Linked DNA regions of Homo sapiens: region 2 is linked to region 1. A link is a loop called in an ENCODE intact Hi-C map of the cell type or tissue named here. Cell type or tissue: heart right ventricle. All regions are shown on one strand. Each heading gives the region's core, and the rest is flanking DNA. Links, peaks and the distances in the headings are about the cores only. Region 1 overlaps SLMAP (sarcolemma associated protein). Region 2 overlaps FLNB (filamin B).

What was found. Hi-C counts contacts between places; a loop is a spot of excess contacts. Peaks named below come from ENCODE experiments on the same cell type or tissue, not always from the same donor. Only the 100,000 strongest peaks of a DNase experiment are listed, where the experiment ranks them.
Region 2: a loop joins it to region 1, with 3 times the contacts of the local background. A loop is called at or near these places in 4 of 110 quality-filtered maps.

The regions. Positions count from the first base shown.
Region 1 is chr3:57,856,571-57,871,730 of GRCh38, reverse strand. SLMAP (sarcolemma associated protein) reads right to left here. Exons shown (of 25, transcript NM_001377540.1): 7 at 13,903-13,998; 8 at 13,572-13,643; 9 at 10,892-11,032; 10 at 9,645-9,782; 11 at 7,015-7,183; 12 at 6,874-6,924; 13 at 6,439-6,489; 14 at 33-95. Among named protein-coding and RNA genes, the nearest start is that of SLMAP, 110 kb to the right of the region's middle. In heart right ventricle, for the core only: a CTCF peak has its summit at 6,697 (motif pointing left); no DNase peak of the experiment used is centred there.
Region 2 is chr3:58,113,035-58,128,194 of GRCh38, reverse strand. It overlaps FLNB (filamin B), which reads right to left. Exons shown (of 46, transcript NM_001457.4): 19 at 9,206-9,323; 20 at 6,692-6,954; 21 at 4,505-5,102; 22 at 3,690-3,863; 23 at 2,452-2,614; 24 at 1,433-1,593. Among named protein-coding and RNA genes, the nearest start is that of FLNB-AS1, 50 kb to the left of the region's middle. RefSeq lists a silencer at 11,703-11,852. In heart right ventricle, for the core only: no CTCF peak of the experiment used is centred there; DNase peaks (open chromatin) are centred at 7,764 and 10,534; H3K27ac peaks cover 3,715 bases.

The DNA.
Region 1 (15,160 bases), core at 2,304-10,303:
TAAAATCAATGTGAAAAATACTCTGTACTCACTCTGGCATTCTATGAATTGATGAATAAAAGTGCAGTCCCCGCCACTCTTTGAAAGCAAGTGCTCTAATAAAGAAAGAAACACCTTTAAGGATATAGTTTGTTGCTGTCTTTGAAAACCAACAGCAAAGGTAGGAAAACTGAAAAGTATTAACATGGGTACTAAGTAAGACTAATAAAGGCTTAATATATTTTGATACTAAAGCAGACATATTTTGGAGTTAAATGACTGAAAATTATTATTAATTTGTACACTGAATGGTTAGCTTTTAAAGGTGTAGTTTTTATCCAAAGAGCTCAAGAAAATCACATAAATATATTGCTTTAAAATGGTTCTTCCACCTTTTGTCCACTAGAACTCAACAAATACCCTTAAATAATTTAAGTTTGTCATTATTAAATTAAATTAATTTTCAAGTGATTGTTCTATCATACTCCCTCTTCAAAGCTATTCATCTTAGTTAAGAGGCAAAAGGTAAATACTTTAAGAATATCATAAAGTAATACCATAAGATTTTTAAGAAATTGATGTAATAAGTTTTACATATTCATTTCATAATCTTCCCTTTTGAGTCACTTAATCTGTACCTCATACAGTATTAAAACATTAAATTGTTTATCTCTGCCCAAATGACCAAAATCAGTGCCTATTCATTTCAAAGTAAGAGCTTGGTAAATGGTTTTGCTCAAGTCAAACAGAATTTATTTTTCATTTAAAGAAATGAATGGAGACAATAAAAATGTAACATAGTGGTTAAATAAAAGTTTCAGTTCTTTTCTTACAATAATCTTTATTGTGATTTAAAGAGTTACTTCTGAATCTGGATAATGTCCTTTAACGTGTATTTATATCTTTCAAAATGACCAAATCTATTTTGGAAGTTGAAGTGTTAAAAACATATTCTGACATAATGACTACTTGGAAAGTGTGAAAGCATTAGAATCTGTCAAAGGGGACACATGAGTTGGCACCATTCTCTCTATAAAAACCTCCTTCCCCTCTCGTCCACCTCAGGCCACGTTACTCCTCAGTCGTCTCAACTTTGCATGAGAGGCAGACACTACCTACTTAGATCATGCCTTACCTCTCTTTACATCCTTCCTGTTGGCTACCTTCTTTAATTCTATACTAAAATTTATCATTATGCTTTAATAAGTTACATGGTGTGCAGAGCCTCTCATCTATCATCACCATCAGTATAAGACAAAAACATGGAGGAAAAAGGTTGATAAAACTTGTGTTTTGGAGAGACCAATGCACTACATACCTAGAATACTATATAGTGATACAATATAGCCTCAAAAAGAAAAAAATACTAACAGCAACAGAAATTTGAAATTTAAAAAAAATCTAATAAATAAGAATTTGACAACTGGATCCAGGAAAAGCAAAACGGGAGCCCTCAGTATAATAGTAATTGCCAGGATAAAAAGTTGTTTTTCATAAATCCCATTTTAGCTATGGTAACACTTTAAAAACTCAAACTACATCATCATGTTATATATATATAAACTCATTTGGAATGATATTTTAACTTAACTAAAGGACTTTACAAAACATATTTGAAACATATTTCAGACTAATATCAAAGAACTTAAGATGACATTTATTAAAGAGGGACATCCTACCATTACTTACAAAGCTAACAATCACACTTTTATCTGAACTCTACATTAAAATATTTACTAAACTGGTTTAGATAAAATCTGATATTAATATAAAAAGATAGAGAACCACTCTACTTAAAATACATTTTATTTATATAAATGAGTTTCCTATGGATTTTTATTTATATACCTGTGTTATCTAATACTATAGCCATTAGCTACTGTAGTTACTAAACCCTTCAAATGTGGCTAGCTCTAATTGAGATGTCCTAAGCATAAAACAAATGTACAATGATTTCAATGAATTAGTAAGAAAACAGTGATATGAAATTTTATGAATAATTTATTAATCATTTTAATATTTATTAATATTGAAATATTTTGGATGCTGTAGGCAAAATAGATCATTAGAATTTGTTTTGTTTATATATATTATATATATATATATATATATATATATATAATAGAGATGGGATCTTGCTATGTTGTCTAGGATCAAGTGCAGTAGTTATTCACAGGTGTGATTGTAGTGCACTACAACCTCAAACTCCTGGCCTCAAGGGATCCTCCTACCTTAGCCTCCCAAGTAACTGGGACAACAGGCATGTACCACTGCACCCAGCTTTTTATATTTTTAATGTGTGTGGTGGTTAATACTGAGTGTCAACTTGAATGGATTAAAGGATACAAAGTATTAATCCTGGGTGTGTCTGTGAGGTTGTTGCCAAAGGAGATTAACATTTGAGTCAGTAGGCTGGGAAAGGCAGACCTACCCTTAATCTGGGTGGGCACAACCTAATCAGCTGCCAGTGCAGCTAGAATATAAGCAGTCAGAAAAATGTGAAAAGAGAGACTGGCCTAGCCTCCCAGCCTACATCTTTCTCCTGTGCTGGATGCTTCCTGTCCTCGAACATCAGACTCCAAGTTCTTCAGTTTTGGAACTCAGACTGGCTCTCCTTGCTCCTCAGCTTGCAGATGGCCTATGTGGGACCTTGTGATTGTGTGAGTTAATACTTAATAAACTCCCCTTTATATATATAATATATATAATATATATTATATATATAATACACATATAATATATATTATATATAATACACATATATAATATATATTATATATAATACACACATATATTATATATAATACACACATATAACATATATTATATTATATATAATACACACATATATAATATATATAATATATATTATATATAATACACACATATATAATATATATTTTTATATATAATACACATATATATATTTTATATATATATATATATATATATATATTCCATTAGTTCTGTCCCTCTAGAGAACCCTGACTAATACAATGTGGCTGCCAGAATTTTTTTAAATTAAGAGACAGGGTCTTACTCTGTTGTCCAGGCTGGAGTACAGTGGCACAATCATAGTTCATTGCAACCTTGAATTTCTGGGCTCAAGGGATCCTCCCTCCTCAGCCTCCCAACTACCTAGGACCACAGGTGTGTACTACCACACTTGGCTAATTTTTAAATTTTGTGTAGAGACAGAAGTCTCACTATGTTGCCCAGGCTGGTCTCAAACTAATGGCCTCAAGCAGTCTTCCCTGCTTAGCCTCCCAAAGTGCTGGGATTACAGGCACATGCCACCACACCTCACTAATTTAAAAAAAAAATTTTTTTTTTCTTTTTAGAGATGGGGTCTCACTATGTTGCCCAGGCTGGTTTCGAGCTTCTGGGCTCAAACAATCCTCCCTTGCTGGGATTACAGGAGCAAGCTACTTTGCCCAGCAGAAAATTTAAAATTATGTATGTGGCTCTCATTATGTTTATTTTTTATTTTTTTGAGATGGGGTCTCACTCTGTCACCCAGGCTGAGTACAGTGGTGTGATCATGACTCACTGCAGCCTTGACCTCCTGGGATCAAGTGATTCTCCCATCTAGCCTCCTGAGGAGCTGGGTCTACAGGTGCACACCACTATGCCCAGCTAATTTTTAATTTTTTTATAGAGATGGGTTCTCACTATGTTGCTCGGGCTGGTCTTGAACTCCTGGACACAAGCAATCCTTCCACCTTGGCCTCCCAAAGTGCTGGGATTATAGGTGTGAGCCACCACACCCAGCCTTATGTTTATTTCGGACAACACTGTCCTTTACTCTCTAAGATACATTCAGCTTATGCTTATTAGATAAGACACACAAAAAATTTACAGTACAAAACCTGTGCTTTTAGTAGCTACATTATATTTAATTTTTAAAATGGGATTCACTGAAAGTATTAGTATTATTAATTTTAACATCTTCAGATATTTAAAAATATTCTCTTACAACTATATTTGGCTCTCTACTATTTAAAGAATAATTTAGTTAAAATTATATAATATGGGTATGGACATTGGTAATACTGGGATACTTGAAAATTGGTTCATTATTATAAGTGATTTGGAATGGAATTAAGTGACGCATCTTATTCCAAAGTCCACCCTTAACTAAGTTTTCGTGTACATCTAGAAATTTATTGCTTAGTTTCTTTTAAAATATTCTATTAGTCACTATCATACCGTAACTCAATATATCACCACCAAAAAAGCAAGCACACAAATAAGGAAAAAATAATTATGGCAAGGAGTTACCTTTAAGTATCTAAAATATTTATTCTTAAAATCAAGGAGTCTTTAACAATTATATTAATACAATATGAAAACAGTCTACTATTATTTTCATCTGAACCAACTGGAACTGGAAAAAAATGAATCAGTAATTTTACAACTCTAAATAGTATAAAGATGGTTCCATGTACATAAAACGATTCTCTTAACTGAAGGAATGAATAGCAGGTTCCCAGCTTGGGTTAATACTAACATTATTAATATAAAATCAAGAGGGTGATGACTGATTGACTGTTTTGTTTTGTTTTGTTTTTTGAGACAAGAGTCTCACTCTGTTGCCCAGGTTGGGGTGCAGTGGCACGATCTGGGCTCATTGCAACCTCTGCCTCCCAGGTTCAAGTGATCCTCCTGCCTCAGCCTCCTAGAGTAGCTGGGATTACAGTAGCGTGCCACCACGCCCAGCTAATTTTTGTATTTTTTGTAGAGACAGGGTTTCACAAAGTTGTCCAGACCTTGGTGGTCTTCAACTACTGACCTCAAGTGATCCACCCGCCTTGGCCTCCCAAAGTGCTGGGATTACAGGTGTGAGCCACTGCCCCGGACATGATTTTTTTTTTTTTGAGACAGGGTCTCACTCCCATCGCCTGCAGTGGCATGATCTCAGTTCACTGCAGCCTCGACCTCCTGGGCTCAAGTGATCCTCCCACCTCAGCCTCCTGAGTAGCTGGGATTACAGGTGTGTGGCCACCATGCGTGGCTAATTTTTGTATTTTTTGTAGAGATAAAGTTTCACCATGATGCTCAGGCTGGTCTGAAACTCCTGAGCTCAAGCGATCTGCTTGATCGCAATGAATATAAACTACACCTTTAAAAATTCTCAAATTTAAATTCCATCAAATTGGAATTTTAAAAAGTCAATGCATTTTACAAAACATACGTAGAATAGTCAAACAGCAATGATTAATGAACATTTTTCTTGAGAGTTTCAAAATTCATTACATATGCAAATAAGGTTTTGACCTTGCAGCTAACATACACACAATTACCTGAGCCTATACTGCCAGCTCTTGATTAAAACCTGACCAAACAAAACCAAACCAAAAAAGAACCAAAAAACCCACCTCCTAACTCTACCAGTTTGATTGCTGCCCAAGAACTATTATGATATCCCTTGATACATGGAAAAAATATTTTGTCTTTTCTTTTCTTTTCTTTTCTTTTTTAAAGACAGGGCCTTGCTCGTCACCCAGGCTGGAGTGCAGTGGCACAATTATGGCTCACTGCTGCCTCAACCTCCTGGGCTCAGCTGACCCTCCCACCTCAGCCTCCCACGTAGTTGGGACTACAGGCGCACACCACAATGCCTGGCTAAGGGAAAAAATATTTAATAAGTTCTGGGTATCAACTCTGATATCTTCGACTAACTTCTGTAGAAAACTGAGATGAAAGGCACATAGATTGGTAAACACAGAAAAGAGTTTAATTTCTACTGTACTCCAAGCACCTAGCGCAGGGTCTGGCACATAGTTGGTGCTCAATTAATGTTAGATGGAAGGGGAGAGAAGGAGAATGACTAGGGATCTTCAAGACTGAAGGATAATAGAGGTCACTGGGTAAAAAGTACCCCGTGTAGTGACAGGAAAACCAATAGTGGCTATATGTTTTTGGCAAGAGAGAACCCACGCTGTCCAGAAAGAAGGGTCACAGAACCAACAACTAATAAAAGATTTTTCTGATGGCAGAAAAAACTGACCCTGTTCTCTCTGATCAATGAAACAGATGGATAAACAAAGTAGTTTCTATGATATGTCCAAGGGCTCAATAAGCTGTTAAATAAACTCGAATGTTTTAAATGGGGGTCAAGTATCACTGGAGGCAGAACTTGATGAAACAAAATGGTAGTACAGCTCTTCGAAAAACAGAGTGGGGAAAAAGATCTATATTATATATTGCTAAAGGTGAACTTAATAATTTTCTGATTTGAGTAATTGAAATTTCCATATAACAAGGGATATCTAAGAATTGATCACAGCATCAACTCTTACAAAATAAAGGAAAGCTTGATTTTTAAATGATGGGGTTCAATGATCTGTGAGAGCATGCTTTTCATTCCAAACACTTAAAACCCTGAACTCCTTATCCTGCTTAAATACTAAAATGATATCATAAAAAGTATATATATATTTAAGTTTTTTACACTACCTTTTTCTGTGCTCCCATTTATTTTAGGTAAGAAGTCATCAACTTGTATCCCTAGGATTAAGACAGTATATCATTGCCTGATCAAAGAAGTATTACTTTAAATGTGGTCTCAAGTGTAACCATGGCATTCTGCATTCCTAAGATTAAGATTGTATAGAACACTTTAAAAGGGATCCTGCTGTTCATGTACTTTTCTTATTTAAATATCCCGAGGTAGAAGATCTCAGAGCAGAAATTTCACTCATCTCAAGGAAAACAATGGTGCCCACTGGTGGCAATCAAGCATATTTTTAAAGAAAATTTTCTAAAAGAATATAGATACTTTATACCTAATACATAAAACATCCCTTAAAAAATGCAGTGTGAGACAGTAAACAAGGTCAAAAGTTTAAGGATAAAATTCAGGTTTAAGTAAGAAATATGGATGCCACCTACCCAAGCTGCTGCATTCTTTAAGAGTTTTCTCCTGAAGATGTTCTAACCGTACTGTAAATAAAAGTCCAAAAAAAAAAAAGATATTTCACAGATAACAAGAAAAAAAATAAAATAAAATCAATTTCTGGATTAGCTACTTACCTTGTAAAGCTGTTAGCCTTTCATTGGTGAAATCATTATCAGCTTGCAAAGCTTCTATTTTTGCCTGGAGCTCCTGTTCTTTTTCTTCCATTTCATCTATTTTATGTTGTAATTCTTTTTTCTCAGCCTGTCCCTTCTGTTGGATTTCCTCTTGTTTTCCCTCTGCTACCTAGAAAAATAAGAAAATTCAGTTATTTAACAAACCTAACTCTGTTTTAAGAGCGAGCCCCAGGAATGCCTTTATTCACTTAAACTTCTAAGAAAAGTTTGTTCTGTAGAAAAGAAATGTTCTACAGAACATTATCTGTAAACCTGACATTTCTTTCTTTCTTTTTTTTTTTGAGATGGAGTTTCACTCTTGTTGCCTAGGCAACCTCCGCCTCCCGGGTTCGAGTGATTCTCCTGCCTCAGCCTCCCAAGTAGCTGGGATTACAGGCATGCGCCACCATACCCAGCTAATTTTGTATTTTTAGAAGAGACGGGGTTTCTCCATGTTGGTCAGGCTGGTCTCGAACGCCTGACCTCAGATGATCAGCCCACCTTGGCCTCCCAAAGTGCTGGGATTACAGGCATGAGCCACTGCGCCCGGCTAACCTGACATTTCTAAACCAGTAAAGATGATAAAGACAAAGGCTTGATGTCAAAAATTATCTGCATTGGGTTATTCCTCCATAACACCCAGGAGAGAGAAACTTGGAGGAAGCAAGTAGGCTCAGTACACACAGAGGTAAAGGGTCAATGTGGAAAAAAAAATCGTATTTTTAAAGAGGGAAGTAAGATTTTTCCCTAAAATTACTATCATTTCAATTTTGAAGTTCTATCATGTTAACATTCTGAAATTTTAAACAAAATTATTTAGTAACGAGATGACAGTACAATCACTATTCAAAAAGACCTCTCTGCCTATAGTTTGGATGTTCGTCCCCCAAGCCTCAATGTTGAAATTTGATCCTCAGTGTTGGAGATGGGGTCTAATGAGAGGTGTTTGGGTTATGGGAGCAGATCCCTCATGAATGGCTTGGTGCTGTCCTCATGGTAATGAGTGAATTCTCACTCTATTAGTCCTATGAAAGCTGGTTTTTAAAAAGAGCCTGGCACCTCTCCCAGACCCTCTCTCACCATGGAACACGTACCAGCTCCACTTTGCTTTCTGCCATCAGTGGAAGCAGCCTGAAGCTTCAGCCTGCAGAACTGTGAGCCAAATAAACCTCTTATCTTTATAAATTACCCAGGCTCAGCTATTCCTTTATAGCAACAAAAATGGACAATGACAATCTCCTTTTAACAAGACCAACTTTGAAAACTATCATAGGTTAACCAACGGAGGTATGCTCTGGTCTTCTCTAACAAACACATATCTTCTAGGCACTCAATCCATAGTTTGAATTAAACCAAGATGGACCTTCACAAACAGTTATAAGATTTTTTTTTTCCTCAGTTATAAGATTCTAAAGGACCAACTAGACATTACCCTATCATTACCCTATGATCTGATCTGTCCTTATCCTAGATGTCTCATAGATAGAGGGAATGGCAGCTAAAGCAGAGTTAACAGCATCCCTGAAAGCTAAAAGGGAGATCATTCCCAGATTCTCTCTGGGCTTGTTCCAGCACAGCACTAAATAGCTGGGCCCTGCCTTTTAGATGGCCTAATGATAAGCAGTTTTAGGTTTTAAAACATCTGAATATCATGGGTTTTGCTGATTCTCATCTACTTCCTGTTATATATTTTAGAAATGTCTATTGTGAAGCACTGACTACATATTCATCCAGAGGAACTATGTCAGCATTTACAGGCTTTCAATTATCTATAGTAATGGAGGTTGGGCTAAATGGAATACAGACACCTTATTTTCACTATAAATTTCAACTGTTACCAAATTTTTACATCAATAACTATTCAGCAATACCTAAAATCTTTTTTTATAGAAATCTTATTTAATATGTAGTACCACCTACATCCTGCTTTCATACTTTCAGCATAATTTAACACATTCAAGGAGACTATGCAAATCAATTCAAAATATCTATCTATACCAGTGGTTTTCAAACTGAATTTTTTTTTTTTTTTTTTTTTTGTGAGACGAAGTCTTGCTCTGTCGCCAGGCTGGAGTGCAGTGGTGCAATCTTGGCTCACTGCAACCTCTGCCTCCTGGGTTCAAGTGATTCTTCTGCCTTAGACTCCCAAGGAGCTGGGACTACAGGCATGTGTCACCACGCCCAGCTAATTTTTGTATTTTTAGTAGAGACGGGGTTTCACCATGTTGGCCAGGATGGTCTCAATCTCTTGACCTCATGATCTGCCCGCCTCGGCCTCCCAAAGTGCTGGGATTACAGGCGTGAGCCACTGCGCCTGGCCCAAACTGTTTTTTGTTTGTTTGTTTGTTTGTTTTTCCTTTGAGATGGAGTATCGCTCTGTCGCCCAGGCTGGAGTGCAGTGACGTGATCTCAGCTCGCTGCAACCTCCGTCTCCTGGGTTCAAGCAATTCTCCTACCTCAGCCTCCTGAGAAGCTGGGATTACAGGCGCCCGCCACCCCACGCCCAGCTAAAGCAATACCTAAAATCTTAAGCTATCTAGTGTGTTAGGGATTATTAGCTTAACATACTTTCAGGCAGAGTAAATACATACCTTTAATTTATCAGATAAATCTTTAATCTCATTAACTGCTCCATTATATTTGTTGGCTAATTCTCTTAATTCTTCCTGAGTCCTTTCATTCATTTCTTTCAGATGGGTACATTCATCTTCAGTATTACTCAGACTTCGCTGCGATTCAAGTTTACAGGCAATTTAATTAGAATAAGTGTATATTTGTTATTTAGAATTCCTTCTAAATGAAATTTATAAAAAGTATAATTCTATGGACTATTCTAAATCAACATCTGCCCTGGACTTTAAATAAAGCTGAGTCAAATAACATAAGAATTTCAATTCACACTAAAACAGAAAACATAACTAAGAATTAACAAAAACAACAAAAAAATAAAAGTGGAGGGAGAGCAGGGGCAGGAAAAGGATGCTGCCTTTATATAATTACATTTTTGAAAGGCCAATGGGTATGACTTTTAGCTGTGAAAATATTTTAAGCCTATCAATCCTTGAAAGCAAGTTTAATAATATCCAGCAATCAATTTAATAAAAAATTAAAAGACACTTAGTAACTTTCTTTATATATCAAATTAATCACACAACAGTGAATCAGGCACTATGGGATGAGGTAGCAATACAAACTATACCTGTAGTAAGGAAAGGTATGTTTACCATTTAGTTTCTGATGAGCATTTTAACTAATTCTAGTAATACATTATTTATGTGGTAATTTTGCAGTGGTTCAAAGAAAAGATCTATATTATGAATTAGAATTTTTTTCCCCAAAGCAATAAAAATTGCATTTTGATTGCTCCTCCAAGACCTAGAAAGGACCTTGGAGATGATTTCACCTTTGAACTTCCTAAATATATGACACAGCTAGTTTTCCTCTCTGCAGAGTGAATTAAAAAAGAACAAGTAGTGTAGACTCTTGGCCTTACACTGACCCCCCTCAAATAGAAGCAAAGCAAAACCAAGTGACAGGAAATCAATTCCCCAGCACATATCATGGTCTGCTGTATGGAGGGTGAATCCTAAGCAGAATGCAAACAATAAGATTCCCTGGTTACGCTTTTATTTCCTCAGCCATTGACTAGGGAGTAAGTACCAAAACTCACATGGAGAATTGCTGTCAATGAAAGCAGCGTAACTGTTCCTTCCCACCTGACAGACAGAAAGTATTTCCTAACTATATAATAATACCCAAGTTTAAAGTATCCTGGAATGCTTGAGATTTTTTTGAACACTCATAATACTATTTAGTATTTTTTTTTTGATTGAAATACCTCAACTTCTGAAAGTTTTCTAACCACTTCAATTTTCTCCTGAAGAACCCGCCTCAGGGACTCTTTGGCTGTTGTCTCATAGTTATGTTTATCCTCTTGTAATGCTATAAGTTCCTTTCGTAAACTATCTTCTGTTTGATTCTACAATAAAAGATATTTATAATTATAGACAAGTTATTTTTTAAAAGCATTTATTGTTTGAAAAAAATTAACACATTATGATATACTTTAAATTATATATTAAGGTACCTCCAAACATAAATGATTCTGGCCCTGTATTAACTAAAGATGTATTTACAAGTTGCATAAGTAAATTATGCCTTCACAAACTTACTAATTTCCACTTCCTATAGAAAAAAAAAGTTATAGGCAATTGAGAATTTCCCTAAAATATACAAAATTAGTTACTTTTATATTTGTCATATTTTCTGCAAGCCACCATATTCACATTTGTAGGCAAAAATAATCAATTACCTTCAAAGGCACCAAGCATTCTGAAACAATGGTTAAAACAAAAGGAATAAGAGTACCATGGGGGAAAAGCAGACTTCATGTCTGGGGCAGGAAAAGTACAAAATGAGCCTGAAACATCTTGTCTGAAATGACAGCATGAAGCTATCACTCTGAAGACATTTACACAGACCAAAGATGGGATAATTTGAGCATCAATAAGAAAAATAGGCTGGCCGTGGCACTTTGGGAGGCCGAGATGGGAGGATTGCGTGAGCCCAGGAGTTCAAGACCAGCCTGGGCAACATAGCAAGACCCTGTCTCTAAAACAAGAAAAACAACTGCACCAGATTTAAATACATCAAATATGTTTAAATCTAAGTGGAGTGAGAAAACACTTCATGGCCAGTCTTTGGTAGATGAAAAACCACCAATTCATTATTCTGAAATCTAATAAATAAGGGGAGAAAATCACTTATCTTGCTTTCCCCGTAGAAAACATACCTCAGGGTTATTTAAATTTTTTTATTCCAATACCTTTAGAGATACAAGTGGTTTTTGGTTACATGGATGAATTATGTAGTGGTGATGTCTGGGGTTTTAGTGCACTCATTACCTGAGTAGTGTATATTGTATTCAATAGGGAGTTTTTCATCCCTCACTCCCCTCTCACTTTCCCAACTTCTGAGTCTCCAATGTCCATTATAGCACTCTTTATGCCTTTACATACCTATAGCTTAGCTTCCACTTATAAATGAGAACATGTGGTATTTGGTTTTTGATGCCAAAGTTACAAAAAACAATGGCCATTGTTTTTCCTTTTTTCGTTTTTTTAGAGACAGGGTCTCTCTTTGTCACCAAGGCTGGAGCGCAGTTCTGCGATCATAACTCACTGTAATCACAAACTCCTGGGCTCAAGCGATCCTTCCACCTAAGCCTCCCGAGTAGCTAGGACTACAGGTTATGTACCACTATGCTAAGCAAATCTTTAATTTTTGGTAGATACTGGGTTTTGCCATGTTGCCCATACTGGTCTCAAACTGCCCCCGCTTTTTTTTTTTTTTTTTTTGAGACAGTCTCGCTCTGTCGCCCAGGCTGGAGTTCAGAGGTGCGATCTTGGCTCACTGCAACCTCCACCCCCACCGGGTTTAAGCAATTCTGTCTCAGCCTCTTGAGTAGCTTGGATTACAGGTACATGCCACCATGTCCAGCTAATTTTTGTACTTTTAGTAGAGACGGGGTTTCGCCATGTTGGCCACGCTGGTTTTGAACTCCTGACCTCAAGCAATCCGCCTGCCTTGGCCTCCCAAAGTGCTAGGATTACAGGCATGAGCCACTGTGTATGGAAGGAAACTTCTCTTTATAGAAGTAACCCAGCTAAATAAGTGAAGGAATAACAGAATTACATCATTATTTTTGTAACTTTTTTGTTGTTGTTGTTGTTGTTGAGACAGAGTTTCACTCTTGTTGCCCAGGCTACATTGCAATGGCACGATCTTGGCTCACTGCAACCTCTGCCTCCTGGGTTCAAGGGATTCTCCTGTCTCAGCCTTCTGAGTAGCTGGGATTACAGGCATGTGCCACCATGCCCGGCTAATTTTGTATTTTTAGTAGTGATGGGATTTCTCCATGTCGGTTGGACTGGTCTTGAACTCTCGAGCTCAGGTGATTCGCCCGCCTCATCCTCCCAAAGTGCTGGGATTATAGGTGTGAGCCACTGCGCCCAGCCTTATTTGTAACCGTAATGAAATAATGGATCTAGCCTGGGATCATCAATGATTGATAAAAATCTCAAAAAGAAAGACAACTAGACATTATGTTGTCCCTTGGTGGAAGAACACAATACCATCCATAAAGTGTTGTTGACAAAAAGAAAAACTGAACCTAAATCACATCAAATCTCTAGATGGAACTACTACTTTATGGAGTGGGAGGGGGAGCTAAAAAATGTTTAAATAACAATGCAGACTGAGGGAAATTCTAGAGGACAAATGACCCAGTTTTTTCAAGAAATATTAACTGCAATAGAAAAAAGACAGACTTGTACATGGGTATTCATTATGTAATTATTTTTATTTACATGGATGTCTGACGTTTCTCAGCACAAAAGATTTAAAAGAATTGTGGAAATGTATGAAGTTTTTAGCATATACTCAAAATGATAGTCAAAGAAATGATGTTACATAAAAAACTATGCATTTCATTTTACACATTTGAGGTTAATACCTACTTTGGAGCATGCCTGTAATTGGTTTCCCATAACTTCTAACCGTGATAAGAGTCTATCTTCATCTATTAAAGCCTATTGAAGAAAAATTAAATGTAAGTAAAACCCGAGTAATTATAAAGTCACATGTATATAAAAAAAGGTTGCTACTGACAACAAAAGATATAAAAGCGTAAAACTGACCAGCATCCACTGTAAAATGCTAAATCTTCAACAACTTGTTCATTAGTTAGGAAATAACTTTGTCTTTGTTTGCTACATTTTAGTTTATTTAACATGTATGGAATATTAAACTATGTTTAAATGTTTCTTAAATATAAAACAACTGGAATACCTGCCAACTGGTATCTGAAGCCTCTTGGGTGATGGCTAGTAGCCGCTGAAGCGTGGCTAACTTCTGTTCCAACATTTGTTCCCGATGTAAGGCCTCCTAGTATTACAAATCACAAAACAGATTCTAATAAGCTCATCATGATTCTTTTGAGGAGTGATCAATTTTCAGCATATTCTAAAATATTTTCATATTACATCCCACTTGATGTATTTTAAAGTAGTGAAACTTGATAGTACTTTGTAAAACATACAGCAGTCCCCGCTTATCTCTGGTTTCCCTTTCCACAGTTTCAGTTATAGTGCAGTACAAGATATTTTGAGAGAGACAGACAGAATGTTGACATTCACATAACTTTTATTCACATAACAGTATACTGTTGTAATTGTTCTATTTTATTATTATTGTTAATTTCTTACTATGCTTAATTTATAAGTCAAACTTTATCATAGGTATGTGTATATATAGGAAAAAACATAGTAGATATAGGGTTTGGTACTATCTGTGATTTCAGGCATCTACTGGGGGTCATGGAACATATTCCCTGCAGATAGGAAATGGCTACTCCATGTATATGGGCCACATCATTTTAGTCTCATTTGTTGGGCTGAAAGTACTGCTATTAGAGGTTCTCTAACTGCAACTTCTCCCATAATAGAAAACAAGTCACCTGTTTTTTGTTTTCTTTTTATTCATAATTTGGAAGAGCAAGTTTTTAAAAACATACAATAGAAAAAGCTAACAAATGTTTCAGGTTTGCATTTTATACACACACACACATACATACACACTGTGTGTATGTAGACATATATCTATGCATACACACATACACAGTCATGCACCACAAAACAACATTTCAGTCAACTATAGACTGCATATACACAGTAGTCCCCAAAAATTACAATGAAGCTGAAAAATTTCTATCGCTTAATGACATCATAGCCATCCTAACATTGTAACACAAGGGGGCATTACTCACGTGTTTGAGGAGATGTTGGTGTAAACAAACCTACTGTGCTGCCAGTTATATAAAAGTATAGCACATATAATTATATATAGTACATAATACATAATAGTATTATATGACTTTATCAGTTTATGCATGTACTATACTTTTTATTGTTAATTATAGAGTGCATTCCTTCTGCTTATTAAAAAGAAAAAAACATTAACTGTAAAATACCTTCAGAGAGGTCCTTTAGGAGGTATCCAGAAGAAGGCACTGTTATCACAGGAGATGACAGCTCCATGCATGTTACTG
Region 2 (15,160 bases), core at 4,142-12,141, 250 kb before region 1:
AGTGGACACTCCAGCTGCCTGAGAGTTAACCCAGAACCCAGCAGTGGGCCCCTCAACCTGCCCTTCCCCTCTCAGCGTGACCCAGAGAAAGAAGAACAAGACCCCGCTGAGGCTCTTTCTGCTCCTGGGGTCCTGGGGTGGGGCTTTGCCCTCTTCACACCACACCTAAGACAAGGCATAAGTGGCCCAGAACAGCCCCAGCCCTCGGTCTTCTGTCCACACCACACACTTGCCTGCCCTTTTAGAAATGGGGGCGGGGGAGGTGGTCTCAGAATTCACCACTATAGAATTCATCCATGTAACCACAAACGACTTGTACCCCAAAGCTATTGAAATAAATAAATAAAATGTGTGGGGGTGACAATCATTTGAGTAGATAACTAGAACCTATGGAGAGTCCTCCCCCCAAAACAAATGGAGGAGGGTCTTTCACTACTTAAGTCATATATTTATTTATTGTTTGAATCTTTACAGCAGTGGTTCAGGCTGAAGTGATTTTGTCCCTTAAGACATCTGGCAAGATATGGAGACATTTTTGGTTGCCACAAATAAGAATGGGGAAGGAGAAGTCTGCTATGGGCATCTAGCAGGTACAGGGCAGGGATGCTGACAAAAGTCTACAATGAACAGGACAGCCCCACACCACAAAGAATCATCTAGCCCAAAGTGTCATAGTGCCGGAGTTGAGAAACCGTGTTTCACAGTGATTACACATGACATCACTAAATACAAAAGAAAGAATTTGAATCTGCATATCTTGATCAGCTACTAGTATTGTCAGTGAAAAAAAAGAAACCAAGACACATGAATAAGGAGCCAAGCACAAAATAAGGTAGAAATTTTCTTTCTTTTTCTTTTTTTTTTTTTTTGAGACAGGGTCTTCCTCTGTCACCCAAGCTGGAGCGCAGTGGCGCAATCTCAGCTCACTCAACCTCCCAGGCTCCCATCTCAGACATCGTCCCATCACAGCCCCCACCCCACATAGCTAGGATTACAGGCACGCACCATCACACTCAGCTAAGTTTTGTATTTCTTGTAAAGATGGGGATTCCCCATGTTGCCTGGGCTGGTCTCAAACTCCTGACCTGAAGCAATCTGCATGCCTTGGCCTCCCAAAGTTTGGGGATTACAGGTGTGAGCCACTGTGATTTTCAACTTTGTAAAGAACCAGCTTTCCCCTGAATCAAGAACTAGGTCCTCCAACACACGCACAACTGTTTCCAGTCAAAATTCTAAGCCGATGCTTTTTGCCATGTTACCGGTTCTACTGGGAGTTGAGATAATCTTGGAGATGTAGCCCTAAGAAAAACTCTCCTTTTGCAGCTATTACAAATATCAGATTGTTTTCCCCACTCAGAGAGATAACCAAAATCAAACCCATTTTCCTGCAAAATCAATTATTCTCTGGGGTCCTCTCTGAGGAATAGCTCACCGGGGATGTGGGCTCCTCCATATGTGATATTAACATCGTAATCCCCCGGTGCGAAAGGAATGTACTCAGCACTGCAGCTGCCATCCTTGTTGTCTCTGCAATTTATCTTCGACTCTGATGGTCCCTCAACAGTTATGCCAAGCCCACCAATTCCTGCGCCTCTGGAAAGAGTGGAAAAGAAAGTGAAATGTGCACCATTTATTTATGCTGGTCTGCTTATTGCCAAAATTCATGCAAATTCCCTTTATAAACTATTCCACGTAGCCACCCCAACTCAATTACTACACCTCTCACATAGGGAATTTCACATTAGTATAATGTAAGTAAAGACACTCTGACCCCTCATTTTCAATGCTTATGCTTCATTTATTTTTCTTTTTCCTGAGACAGAGTCTCACTCCATTGCCCAGGCTGGAGTGCAGTGGCGCGGTCTCGGCTCACTGCAACCTATGTCTCTTGGGTTCAAGCAATTCACATGCCTCAGCCTCCCAAGTAGTAGCTGGGATTACAGGCGTGTACTACCAAGCCCAGCTAATTTTTATATTTCTTGTAGGGATGGGGTTTTGCCATGTTGGCCAGGCTGGTCTCAAACTCCTGGCCTCAAGCAATTGTCCCGTCTCGGCCACCTGAAGTGCTGAGATTACAGGTGTGAGCCGCCACACCCAGCCTATTTTTCTTATCTAATTGCACTGGCTAGGACTGCAAGTACAACGCAGGCATATGCCTTGCAACCAACTTTAATAAAAATACTTACAAGGTTGGCTACAAATTTTTACATTATCAAGTTATAGAGCTTGATTGACTCCTGGTTTGCTAAATAGTTTCATGACCATTATCAAGTGCTTTGGTATGTTTTTTAGGTATGCTTGGTCTTTCTATGTAACATAAGTCTCTACAGAAGGAAATACATGTTATAAAAATAAAAATTCATCTTATCAAAAGTTAGGAAACCATGACACATAGGTAGAATCTAGCCACAAAAGTGAGACTCAAGACACCAAATGTAGGGCCTTGCCTACCTGGTAACCACGGTGAAGACATTGGGCTTGTTGGTAAAGGCCTCTTTCAATCCAGGTCCTTGGGCTTGCACCCTAGATGGCTGGCAGCCTTCAGTGACAGCCACCTTGAAGGGACTGTTTGGGATAGGCACGTCATCATATGTCACCTCCACTACATGGAGACCTGCTCAAAACAACAAACAGAAACGCATATTTGCATACAAATCCCCTATTTGTGAAAAATGATTCTCTACTTCAGAGTTTCATCTAGCATCGAAGTCTGCATGCTATACTATGTTATTTGGAAAAGGGGGTTAAAAACACAGTAATGTGGCTGGGGGCAGTGGCTTACACCTATAATCCCAGCACTTTGGGAGGCCGAGGTGGGTAGATCACTTGAGTCCAGGAGTTCAAGACCAGCCTGGGCAACATGGCGAGACCCCATCTCTACAAAAAATACAAAAATTAGCTGAGTGTGGTGGTGCACACCTGCAGTTCCAGCTACTCAGGGGGCTGAGGCAGGAGGATCATTTGAGCCCAGGAGGTTGAGCCTGCAGTGAGCCGTGATCACACCACTGCACTCCAGCCTGGGCAACAGAGTGACATCCTGTTTCAAAACAAAACAAAACAATCCCACAGTAATGTAGGTATGATCTGACTTTTAAATAATACAAACCGTCTATCTGCAGTCACATAAGCCACTCCACCCCAACCAAGCAAATATTCAAGTCAGTCATCCTAAACAGACTACTCTCATTCGGGAAAACACCATCCAGCCATTAACCAAAAGAAAAAGCGAAACCCGTGAAACAGAAGAAACAGGCATCCACAAGAAGACTGAAAATATCTATATCAGAATATCGCAGGCTTCCGATCTCCAGGTAGTGGAGATATACATGGCACTTTTTTTTCTTTATGGTTTTCTATTTATTGAAATTTTTTATAATTCCTAATACTCAAGAAGAAAGAAATTCATACGCAAAGAAAAATGGCACAAATGAGCAACATCATGACATTACCCCATAACTTGCTGAGGTGAGACTGAGGCTAAACCCAGCCCACCTATTACACAAGGCCAGCAAGCCAGGCACTGAGTGGGCAGGTGACTGCAGCGGACGCTGACTTCCACTCTGTCACTCTGCACGTGGCCCTGCTGAGACAGGCCTAGCACATGGGGCAGGCATCAGTACCAGCCACCAGGAGGCAATGACCAAGGGCAGCTCTGAACGAGGGTCCAGTCCGAGGACAGGGCGGCTCACCTTTCTCAAAGGGTGTGTATTCCACCTGGTAGGTCCCATCCGCATTGTCTGTGACAAAGCACTCGGTGGAGGCCCCTGAGGGGTTGGCAATGTGGGCCTTGATGTGGTCACCCCCAACCTGGGTCAGCGGCCGAGAGTCAACTGTAAAGTCGGTGGTAGCTTCCCGGAACACATCTGCAGAGCAAGCACATAGCTAACACTGCCACCAGTACCCCAGACCCAAAAGCAAACCCCAGAACCAAGGTTCTTGGCACTTCAGGACACATGAAGTCCAATTTCAGTAACTGGAAAACTGGTTTTTCTAACTCTCAAATCAAGAATATTAACCCCCTCCATCCCAAAGAAGGCCTTTCTAGAGTAGCCACGGCTAAGTGACAACACGACTGCTCACACCGGGCTCGAGGACAGGTTAAAGGTTGAAGACTAACCTGCTGTGTGGCATGCAGGTGTTAGACAACACTACATTTTAAACTTTTTTCCAATTAAATGCCAACATGTTGTATGTTGAGTTTCCAGAGAAAAATCAAGATTTCTGCCTTTGCCAAAAAACTAGAGATTCTGCTGACAATGCTAGGTCCTGTTCCCCATGGAGAAACAGAAAACAGGGGTTGAGTAGCACGGTCCCCAGAAATGCAATGTGCTTAACCTTCACCAGGGCCCCCCAACTACTCCCCGAGGCAGAGGGAACAGGTGAGCACCGCCTTATATGTCACCTGGCTCCTGCAGGTGGCTGAGTTTGCAGCTCCAAGTTTCAGGTAGCCCTTAAGTCCCAGCTTGTCTTTTTTTTTTTTTTTTTTTTTTTAAATGAAACCCACCTTTCCCTTCTATTCCTGGTCCAAAGACTTTGATCCTGCTGGTGTCCACGGCGGGCTCCACCTTGACCCGGGCGGGGAAGTGTGGCACGAGTTCGCCACCATACTTCATGGTCAACGTGTACATGCCGGCCGTCAGGGGCACGTAGGTCACCGCGTAGGTGCCATCTTTGTTGTTCTGAATACTGACTTCGGCTTTTGTTCCCGAGTCCGAGACAGCTTCCAGGCCCAGGGCCCCCGGTCCCGCTTCCGAGCAGTCGACGCTAAGGAGGCCAGCTTCACCCACCTTCCCGTGCTCGAGACCTGGCCCCGATGCCACGACTTTAGAGGGGTCAAAGGGCATTTCAATGTCAGCTTTGAAGGGAGACCCAGGTATGTGGACTTCTTCAAAGAGGATGTTGACGAAGTACTCCCCGGGTTTTGTGGGAAGGTAAGAGACGGAGCAGGTCCCATCACCATTGTCGGAGCACTCGATTTTGGCCTCGCACGGACCTTCCACCGTTAAGCCCAGACCTCCAGTACCAGCTCCTTTGGTATCGATGGTGAACTCGGCAGGCTTGCCCACGAGACCACCTTCGAGGCCGGGACCGTGGGCCTTCACCTATTTGAGCAAAGAATAAAGTCAAACTGCACTGGGATCGCTGCTCAGCCAGCACTGCTTTCAACACCCATGCATATAATCAGCATGGAAGTGCATCTGAGCCAGGCAGCCCTTCTCTTGGGGCTTTATGTGTCACACGTGCACACGAGTTAAAGCTACAACAGTCAATGCAGCAAATGCCTCAGAACTCAATCACCAGCGAAAACCCACAGGAGAGAGGTGTGACCCCCATGGAGCAGCCCCTCCAAGACTCTCCTCTCTCCTACCCAACCTGACCCTTCTAAATCACAGGCCTGGACTTGGAAACCTAATGTCCATTCCAACAAAGATACACGAGATCCCAGGTTGAGGGCTCATGGAAGGGCTCTTGTGGAGCTAGCTGTGGCTTGGGCTGTTGCAATTTGCTCAACAAATTCTGCATAATAATAAAACTAAACTGTTTCTAAAAAAGAGTGAGGAAGGAGGCTTTCACCTCTAATTCAACAAATAAGACACCTTCATAGGATTCACACCATTGAGACCACTGGAAATCTTCCAAAACCCCTTGAGTCAGGGTTACTATGAAGAAATGACGATGAACTTTTTTTTTTTTTTTTGGAGGGGACGGAATCTCACTCTGTTGCCCAGGCTGGAGTGCAGTGGCACAATCTCAGCTCACTGCAACCTCTGCCTCCCAGGTTCAAGCGATTATCCCACCTCAGCCTCCCGAGTAGCTGGGATTACAGGCATGCGTCACCACACCCAGCTAATCTTTGTATTTTTAGTAGAGATGGGGTTTCACCATGTTGGCCAGGTTGGTCTCAAACTCCTGACCTCAAGTTATCCATCCACCTTGGCCTCCCAAAGTGCAGTGATTACAGGCGTGAGCCGCTGCGCCCAGCCAAGAATAATGTTTTTTTTTGTGGTTTTTTTTTTTTTTTTTTTGAGACGGAGTCTTGCTCTGTCGCCCAGGCTGGAGTGCAGTGGTGTGATCTCAGCTCACTGCAAGCTCCGCCTCCCAGGTTCACACCATTCTCCTGCCTCAGCCTCCCGAGTAGCTGGGACTACAGGTGCCCGCCACCATGCCCAGCTAATTTTTTGTATTTTTAGTGGAGACGGGGTTTCACCGTGGTAGCCAGGATGGTCTTGATCTCCTGACCTCATGATCCGCCCGCCTCGGCCTCCCAAAGTGCTGGGATTACAGGCATGAGCCACCGCGCCTGGCCAGAATAATGTATTTTTATATTACATGATTCTAGCTTCTGGAGGGTGAGCTCCGTCTGTGAGCTGGGTGCTGGGCAGAGGCCTCCACGTTTGCTAACTCACCTACCCCTTACAGGCTGGCTTTGTAGTGAGGACTGTGATTATGCTAACAAGCGAAGAAAGAAGACTCTGGGACAGGGAGCCCCTCACCAAAGTCTTGTAGTCAGAGAGCAAGAGGAGGAGCAGGGTTGTGACCCACCTACCCAGGGGACCTTTCACAGTGAATTGTGCTAACTTTCATCACAAAACGATTTTCAGAAGGTCTTTGCCAGGAAGAACCAGAGAAGGACTATGGTGTCATGTTTGACAGCAATGAGACAAGTTCTGGGACAAAAGCAAAGGCTGACCTTGCTGGGATCTGGTGGCAGCGAGGCCTCCACTGTGTAGGGGCTCCCGGGCACAGGGTGTCCATCGTAGGTCACGTCTACAGCATACAGCCCCTCCTCCCGAGGGATGAACTTGGCCGTGCTGTTCTCCCGGCCTGTCACAGGTGTCACTAGGCATGGCACGACCTTCCGAGAGGGGCTGAGGATTGTCACGTCCAGCTTCCCCTGGCCTCCTGCCCCCCTGGTATCAACGGTGAACTCCTGATCCTTCCCAACTTCCACCCCTGGAAAAGAAACACAAGCTGAGGTGAAGAGCTGACCCTTTTCAGCAGCAGGAACAATCCAGAGCACAGAAGCAATGGTTCTTTGGACACGGGGACTTATCTCAGCCTCCACTGTAAGCAACAGCTGCTGCAGAGGACAAGCAGCAAAGCTGAGTAAGTATCATCAGCATCTCAGCCTCAGTAACAACAAGTGTCGGCACAATAATCAATTAGTGATGACAGCAATAACGGCTATCATTTACTGAATGCATTTTATATGCCAAGCACAAATAGGTTATTGTCTTAATTTTCACCACAATCCTATGGGGTATTTATTATTAACCAATGGCTTTCACAGATGGGGAAACTGATGCTCAGAGAGGTTAAGTAACTTGTCCAGGGTGACATATGCAGCAGCCTGCCAAGCTGGGACTCAAAGTGAAATTTACCTGACCCCACAATCTTTGCTGACCAGAAAGTTGTAATCTGACACTGTCGTCTCTTATTTACTTACTTTTGGTGTTAACTTGATATCCAAACACCCTCATAAGTCAATGTTTTATTTACTAATTCTTGGCAGCCAACTCCATCTTATAGGCACCCCTCCCCCTCAAGAAAGCAGAAGTCACAGAGCTGCCAAATGCGAGCCGATTGAAGCAAGTGCTGAGAACTGACTGTACCGTGATGGTTTCCAAAAGGTCTCTGCAAAGCAGGGCTGCAGGAAGCCCAAGTGTTAGATTAGACAAGAACAGGGAAAGGACTTTACCCAAAACAAAAGCACTGGGAACACAGGGCCCCTGCCACAACCCAGAGAACCTTGACTCTGAAGGAACATAGGGCCTGGCAAGATGGACACTGCCGAACCACAGGCAAGGAGGTCCCGGATCGCTACTTCCCACCGGAAAAGAGGCTTTCCTAATTGGCACCCTGCTTTTCCTGTTCTGGAGTCAAAGCTCTCAGTGTCTTGGGGAAAGGAGTGACAAGGGGACACATGACAGGGTTGGGCAGTGGACGTTTACACACTCAGAGCTGGCTGCTCCAGCCACAAAAGCCAACAGTGAGCTCTCACTTTGGATCTCTGCAACTGGGAGCTGGCCTTGCTTGCAACTTGTGCACTTGGGTCACGAGTGAAGGAAGATGCTCACTAATGGCACTGCTAGTGGTACTCTGGAGAAACCCTCACAGGTGAATACAGGAGGCCCCGTCCTGGGGGTATGCACTCAGCCCTGCCTCAGTAAGCCTGAAACCAGGTGAATGTGAGCCCTGAGGTACATCCAGTCTGGAGCCACTCAGCAGTAAACACAGACGGAAAAGATGTAGGAGTGAATGATTCCCGAGATGCACTGTTGGAAGGCAGGCCGAAGAAGTAGGTTTATACAGCAGGGCAACTTTAATGCAAAATAAATACAGCCAAATGTGTTCCACAGGCACATCTATATGTATAGATGCAGAGAGAAGATCTGGAAGAACAGAAACTGAATTGAAAACTTTGGTTAACCCTAGGGAGAAGGAGAGGTGAGGGTTAAAGTGGAATTATCCCTTAACTGTAATGTTTTTTAGATGAAAAATGGATATATTTTTACTTGTATAAAAAAATCATTTTATGAGCATGTGTTGCACATCTGAAGCTGAGTGATAAGTACATCAGTGTTCATGTTATACTATTCTCTTTCCTTTTCTGTTTGAAATTTTCCCTACTAAAAAATAATCAGAAAATTGAAAATAAGCGAAATGAGCTTATACTAGTAAAATCCCTAACAAGCTAAAGGAACATTGGGATGGGGCAGAGGTGTGGTGGTAGTGACTTCTGAGTGCCAGGGATTTGGCATTTATGCTTGACTCGCAACCTTAGTGCGGATTCAGTTGCCAAGGATAGCTGGCACAGTTAGAAACTCATCAGAAAGCAACATAGCCCAAATTCTCTTTTTAATGAAAACTTCCTACTGCAATGCCAGGGGGCTGACTACGTGCCAGCCTCTGAACCATTAGCTCATATAATTTTCAAAATATTCCCATGGGTGTTCTCAACCTCTCCCCGCCGACCACCCCCCACTGTACAAATGAGAAAGCTGAGTCTCGGTGTGGCTAAGGGGCAGACACAGTCACAGTTACTTCACACCACGGCCTTAATTCGAACCAAAGTCTGTGCAACTGCAAAGTCTCTTAACATAGAATTTGCTTCTCTGCAAATTTCACCTTTTGAAGAAAATCTAACCAGCAGCCACGTTGGGGGGTCATCAACAACCCATCTGCTCTCCATTCAGGCACTTACTGTTTTCCAGCCCATTGAGTTTTATCTTGCTCAGATCCAGCGGTGCAGCAACACCCACAGTGAAAGGGCTTTTAGGGATGGGATCGCCACCGTAAGTCACCAGAACCTGCATGTTGCCCTGGAACAAGAGAGAAAACTCAGTTTACCTTTGGGTACCAAAAAGCTAACTTGGCATTTAAAATCCCCTCAAGATCCCTCATTCTTCTCACGGACAGGGGAGACTTGATTCCAATCAATGTAGAAAGTATCTTAGATCTATTTCTTCTAGCTTTTGACCACAAGGCAAGAATAACAGAAAAATTAGATCAAATAAGAGCAGCTAATAATAACAGAAGCAACTTAATGAGCATTTTCTACACACCAAGCACCATGCTATGTGCTTTTATGCATTTCCTCAATTCAAGATCAAAACAGTCCTAAGGGGTAGTTCCTACTGTCATCTCATTTTTTCAGGAGAGGAAACTGTGGCTCAGACTGGTAAAGGAACGTGCCCCAAGTCACACACCTTGGTAAGGGTGCGAGCTGGGCCTCATACCCATGGCCCCCAAATCTGTGTCCTAGCTGCTCTGCCACACCACCTCCCCATCATCATACCCAGTGCCAGCCAGTGCAGCTGGGCCTGGGGCCACTCACCAAACAGAACCATTTCTGTCCTAGGAATCAGTTTGAGGCCCCCAGGCTGCAACAGGGATTTGCAAGAGTTCACCTAGACCTGTGCTAAGACCATCGCACAATATCTGAACTTCCATTTCCATGTGAAAGAAAATAAAATTGCAAGTGTGAAGGCAGATGGTGCTTGCAGGATTGGCAGGCACCCTCACGGGTGGCCGGGTGGCACGCGATAGCCATGTGTGCGCCATTTCTCTCCTCTCGCCGGTTCCAGGCTGGCACACAGCCGGCTTCTTCTCTCCATGGTTGGCCAAGTTCCCTCCCTCCAAATCGAGGCTCCAAGAAATCTCATGGCTGTCTCAGTAGATCAAGATCCCCTTCACCACAATCGGCCAGGCATAATGTAACAGGAAAGTGTGAGGGAGAGACGAGTTCCCCCCAAGAATCCAGCAGCCTTGCTGGAATGCAGGCCCTGCTGAAAGCTGTTGCTGATCAAGTGTTAAAAGGGTGTAGCATTTGGCCTATGTATATTTTGTCACATTCCTTTTGTAATAAGGAAGGGGGTAAAGGCCAAGAAAAAAAAAAAAAAACTGGTTGCATCAATGAAGAGAGGATTAATTTTCCAGCATTTTTAAGCACTGCACACAAAACCAATTGGCCCCCTGCCTCATGTGAACAACATTTCCTGGTAAAATGTGTACAGGTCAAATTCAACAGAGCTGGGAGCCAGCCAAGGGGCAGGAAAGGTCTCCTTTTTGTACTGTTTAAGGCAGGACTGACTCGCTACTTCAGCCAACGTGGCATTCCCAACGTGCCAACTCTTCCCGAGCTTCCGTTTCCCCACAGCCCCTAACAATTCAGGGGCTCACTAAGCAGACCTCAGGCTAACCAGAGGTCTTGGGGATACCTCCTCCCTCACCCGCATAAAGTTTTCTGGCCTCTTCTCTGAAGTGCTAAAAAAGAGAGGGAAAAACCCTCTTCCAGTTAAGCCCACCCATCCCATAAAAGAAAGTATGCTCTTGTTACCAGTCAAAAACAAAACAAAAACTCAGATAGAAAATGAACTGTACCTTAAATAACCTAAGAAGGGGGAGGGAAAAAATCTCGGAGATTTACACCTACAATGCCTACAGCATTTTAAAGTGTCCCCTGAGGCCCCAACTAAGGAATGGACTGTGTTTATTCCCCAACAGGGCTATGAAGTGAGGGATGTCTGGGTAGTGATGGCCAGTGCATTTCGCCACGACTTCGCAGGCTGCAAGACAGTTTCACTCTCCTCTACATGCTTCTGAAACCTGAATCTTATTCTTCAAAATATACATACACAAGACACTGACCAGACAGCTCAGAAGAGGATGGGACTGAGAGAGCCACCCTCAGCACCATCCCTTTTAGGGCCCTCCAGGAGCAGCCAGGACCACCACGTTAAGAACATTTCAAGGTAGAAGCTGTTACTCTGTGAGGGTCTGTGAGCTCACAGGGATTTCTAAAGGTGCCAGAGTACTACATGGAGTGGTCCCCAATCCTAGTGGCTCCCAGCACAGCACGTAATGGAGACATTGCCACCAGCTTCTCAAACTGCTCTGCGCAGGGGAACGTGCGGTGAGAAATTTAAGCTGCTTGAAGCCACCCACAACCAAGAGAAGAGAAGACCAAAGTCCTCAGGGAAATCACTTCCCTTCTATAAAACCGAGTCTTTGACCTCTGGGAGGGTCCTCAAGCCCCAAGCCAACAAGTCCATTCCTCTAAGGCAAAACGCGCTCTACTTTTGCATCCTCAAGGGACTCACAGGATCCTACAGCCATCCACATCACTCATCCACCCCAGGCAGGCAAGCACCTGCAAGCTGTCACTCAGGGACTTTGCGAGGTGGAGTGGCAGGCCTGCAGGTGTCAGGGAGCAAAACCAGCAATCAGGGACCTGGGTTACTCAGGCAGGACCTCGGCTCCCCACGTGGCACAGCCTGTGTTCTGAGGGGGAAGCGCCCACACCAGGCCAGGACACACCCATGCCCAAGCAGCCACCTTTCTGGGGATTTCCAGCCTGTTATACCCTAAAACTACCATGAGAAGGTGTGCCTGTGGGTGTCAGCCCTCAAAGTATGCTCCCTCCCCCGTGTCAGGGGGTGGCTTTCTGGGCTGACCCAGGTCTCTTAACCACATCCAAGGGCACACTTCCTTAGCCCAGTCTTGAGCTTTTAGCTGCTCTTCAGAAAACAGAGTTCAAAGGAGAATGAGGAGGTGTTGGCATCACTCCTCTACCAGATTACAACGTTCTTAGGCCATCTCCGCTTGTGAATCCAGGCGCCATGTCATTTATTCGCTCACTCACAGCCATTAATCCACACAGAGCACTTATAGGGCCAGGCTCTGTGCTGGGGGTGGGGGTGGGAAGGAAATTCAATCTAAGGAGAGATTTAATGTGTTCTTTGCCATAGAAAAATAGGCAGAATTGCAAGTTGCCCAAATAATGAAACAATAAACCCAGCTCCAAGCAACAAACAACAAGAAGGACCCCAGTGCCACCCTGCAAGTCATTCACACTTGTGATTTACCTGAGGACTTTGGTCTTCTCTTCTCTTGGTTGTGGGGTTGTGGGTGGCTTCAAGCAGCTTGGATGTTGCCACTTGGTGGCAACGACCGCCACCAAGGCCCACCCGGCTCCTTGAATGCATCCTGGGAGCATCCGGACACAAAGCCCTAAGTGAGTACTCAGCATGGCAGCAGTTCTCAAACCTGCTGCTATCAGAGAACTGGATGAATGTGACCTTGGGGTGACTCTGAAGTAAGGAGCCTCCCACTCCAGCATTACTTCAAAGGGGACAAAACCGGACCTAGGCTCCTAATCTCCACTTCTGCCTCAACCAGCAGCAGGGGACGTCTGGGGTACTGGGTTCTGCAGTCCTTTCCAAGGATGCAGGTCAAACCCTGACCCTGTCCTGATATCTGCAACTTACTTTCTAACGGCTCAGCCAAAACACTAAAAGGCATATAGACATAGAATAAAGCAGAAGTCACAAAATGTTTTTAGAAGACGTCATGGCCTTGTGATCCCAGTCATTGTACGCAGACAGCTATGGCTTTCTGGTGCTTTCTCCTAAAGAATATGGAGAATTTGGCAACAAAGAAGATTCAGCGTGGTGCACCCAGTAGTAAGGCTCCCACCAACCCTCAGAACCATCAGCAGGAAAATAATTACCTACTTACTATTGAGTGGCCTGATGAGAAAAGAATGCTCTATCTATAAAAGTGTTAGTTTTATCATTACTAATAATGAATGTTTTGTTTTGGATTTTTTATTTTAAAGCACAGGAAGAGCAAGTCTGGAGATAAGAAGCCGCGTTTATAACCTGCACACGAGAACTGTTAACGGCGTGAAAAGGCAAACCAAGGAGTGAGAGAATATATTTGCAAATCATTTATCTGATAAGGAACTAATATCCAGAATACATGGAGAATTCCTAAAACTCAACATAAAATTAAGAAGGTTGATATAAAAATGGGCAAGTAGATAATTCTCCAAAGAAAATATGCAAAGGACCAATAAGCACATGAAAAGATGATCAGCATCACTAATCATTAGGAAAATGCAAATCAAAACCACAATAAGACACCATCTTACACTCAACAGGATGGTCACTATCAACAACAACAACAACAACAAAAAAAAAAAACAGAAAAAAAACAAATGTTAGCAAGGATGTGGAGAAACCAGGACCCTTGCATGCTGTTGGCAGGACTGTAAAGTAGTGCAGCCACTGTGGAATACAGTATAGTAGTTTCTCAAAAAATTAAAAAGAGATTTCCATATGATCCAGCAATTCCATTTCGGGTTTATAATCACAAGAATTAAATGCAGAGACTCAAAGAGATATTTGTACACCCAGCATTATTCACAACAGACAAAAGACGGAAGCAACCCAAATGTTCTTCAACAAATGAAGATGGCCGGGCGCGGTGGCTCATGCCTATAATCCCAGCACTTTCGGAGGCTGAGGTGGGCAGATCACCTGAGATCAGGAATTCAAGACCGGCCTGGCCAACATGGTGAAACCCCATGGTGAAACCTTGGCCAACATGGTGAAACATCTATACTAAAAATACAAAAATTAGCTGGGCATGGTGGCACGTGCCTGTACTTCCAGCTACTCGGTAGGCTGAGGCAGGACAATCACTTGAACCCAGGAGACAGAGGTTGCAGTGAGCCGAGACAGTGCCACTCCAGCTTGAGGAACAGAGCGAGTCTCAAGAAAAAACAAACAAAAAACAGACGAAGAGAGAAGCAAAACATATATACATACAGTGGAATGCAGCCTCGAAAAGGAATGAAGTTCTGACACGTGCTACAACATGGAGGACATATAGGAAGAAAAATAAATCAGTCACAAAAAGACAAATACTGAGGTCAGGCGCAGTGGCTCATGCCTGTAATATCCGCAGGTTTGGAGGCTGAGGTGAAAGGATTGCCTCAGCCCAGGAGTTGGAGACCAGCCTGGCCAACATGGCGAAACCCCGTCTCTACCAAAAATACAAAAATTAGCCAGGTGTGGTGGCATGTGCCTGTAATCCCACCTGCTCGGGAGGCTGAGGCAGGAGAATCGCTTGAACCTGGGAGGCAGAGGTTGCAGTGAGCTGAGATCATGCCACTGCACTCCAGCTTGGGCAACAGAGCAAGACTTTTGTCTAAAAAATAAATAAATAAAAATAAAAATTTGGGGAAGAAAGCACAAACAGCAGCAAGCCTGGATGTAAGGGGCCACATTTATAACACGACACACAGAATCCCTTCGCCCAGGGAATCCCTCCCACTGCAGGGATGTTCTCACAGTAAGGATTCCATCTCCAAGGGAGTGCAGCCCCCAAACTCAGGGGACAGTTACACCATGACCCCTTCCTCACTATAATCCTCTTTCTTCCCCACTTGACTCTTGACTGCTCCTCGCTGAGAGGACCCAGACGGGAGCAAGGCTTCTGAGCAGTGCTTCTGCAGAAAGCGTTGCCCTTCTTCTCCTACAAATGGCATTTCAAACACAGCAGGATCATTTCCCTTAAGAATAAAGGAATCTCAGAGGCTTGGAACAACCACTTCGAACACTAGGCTTAAGTATTAAAATCCAGACTTTTCTGCCAGGATGTCTGCTCTCCAGACCCCAGAGGTGTGAACATGAAGCGAAACAAAATTTTAAACAAATATAATGGATACAGGGCTTCAGTTTTACAAGATGTAAAGAATTATGGAGATGGATGGTGGTGATGGGTGCACGACATAATGAATGCACTTAACACTAATGAACTATACACTTAAAAATGGTTAAGACGGTAAATTTTGTGTTATGTGTATTTTACC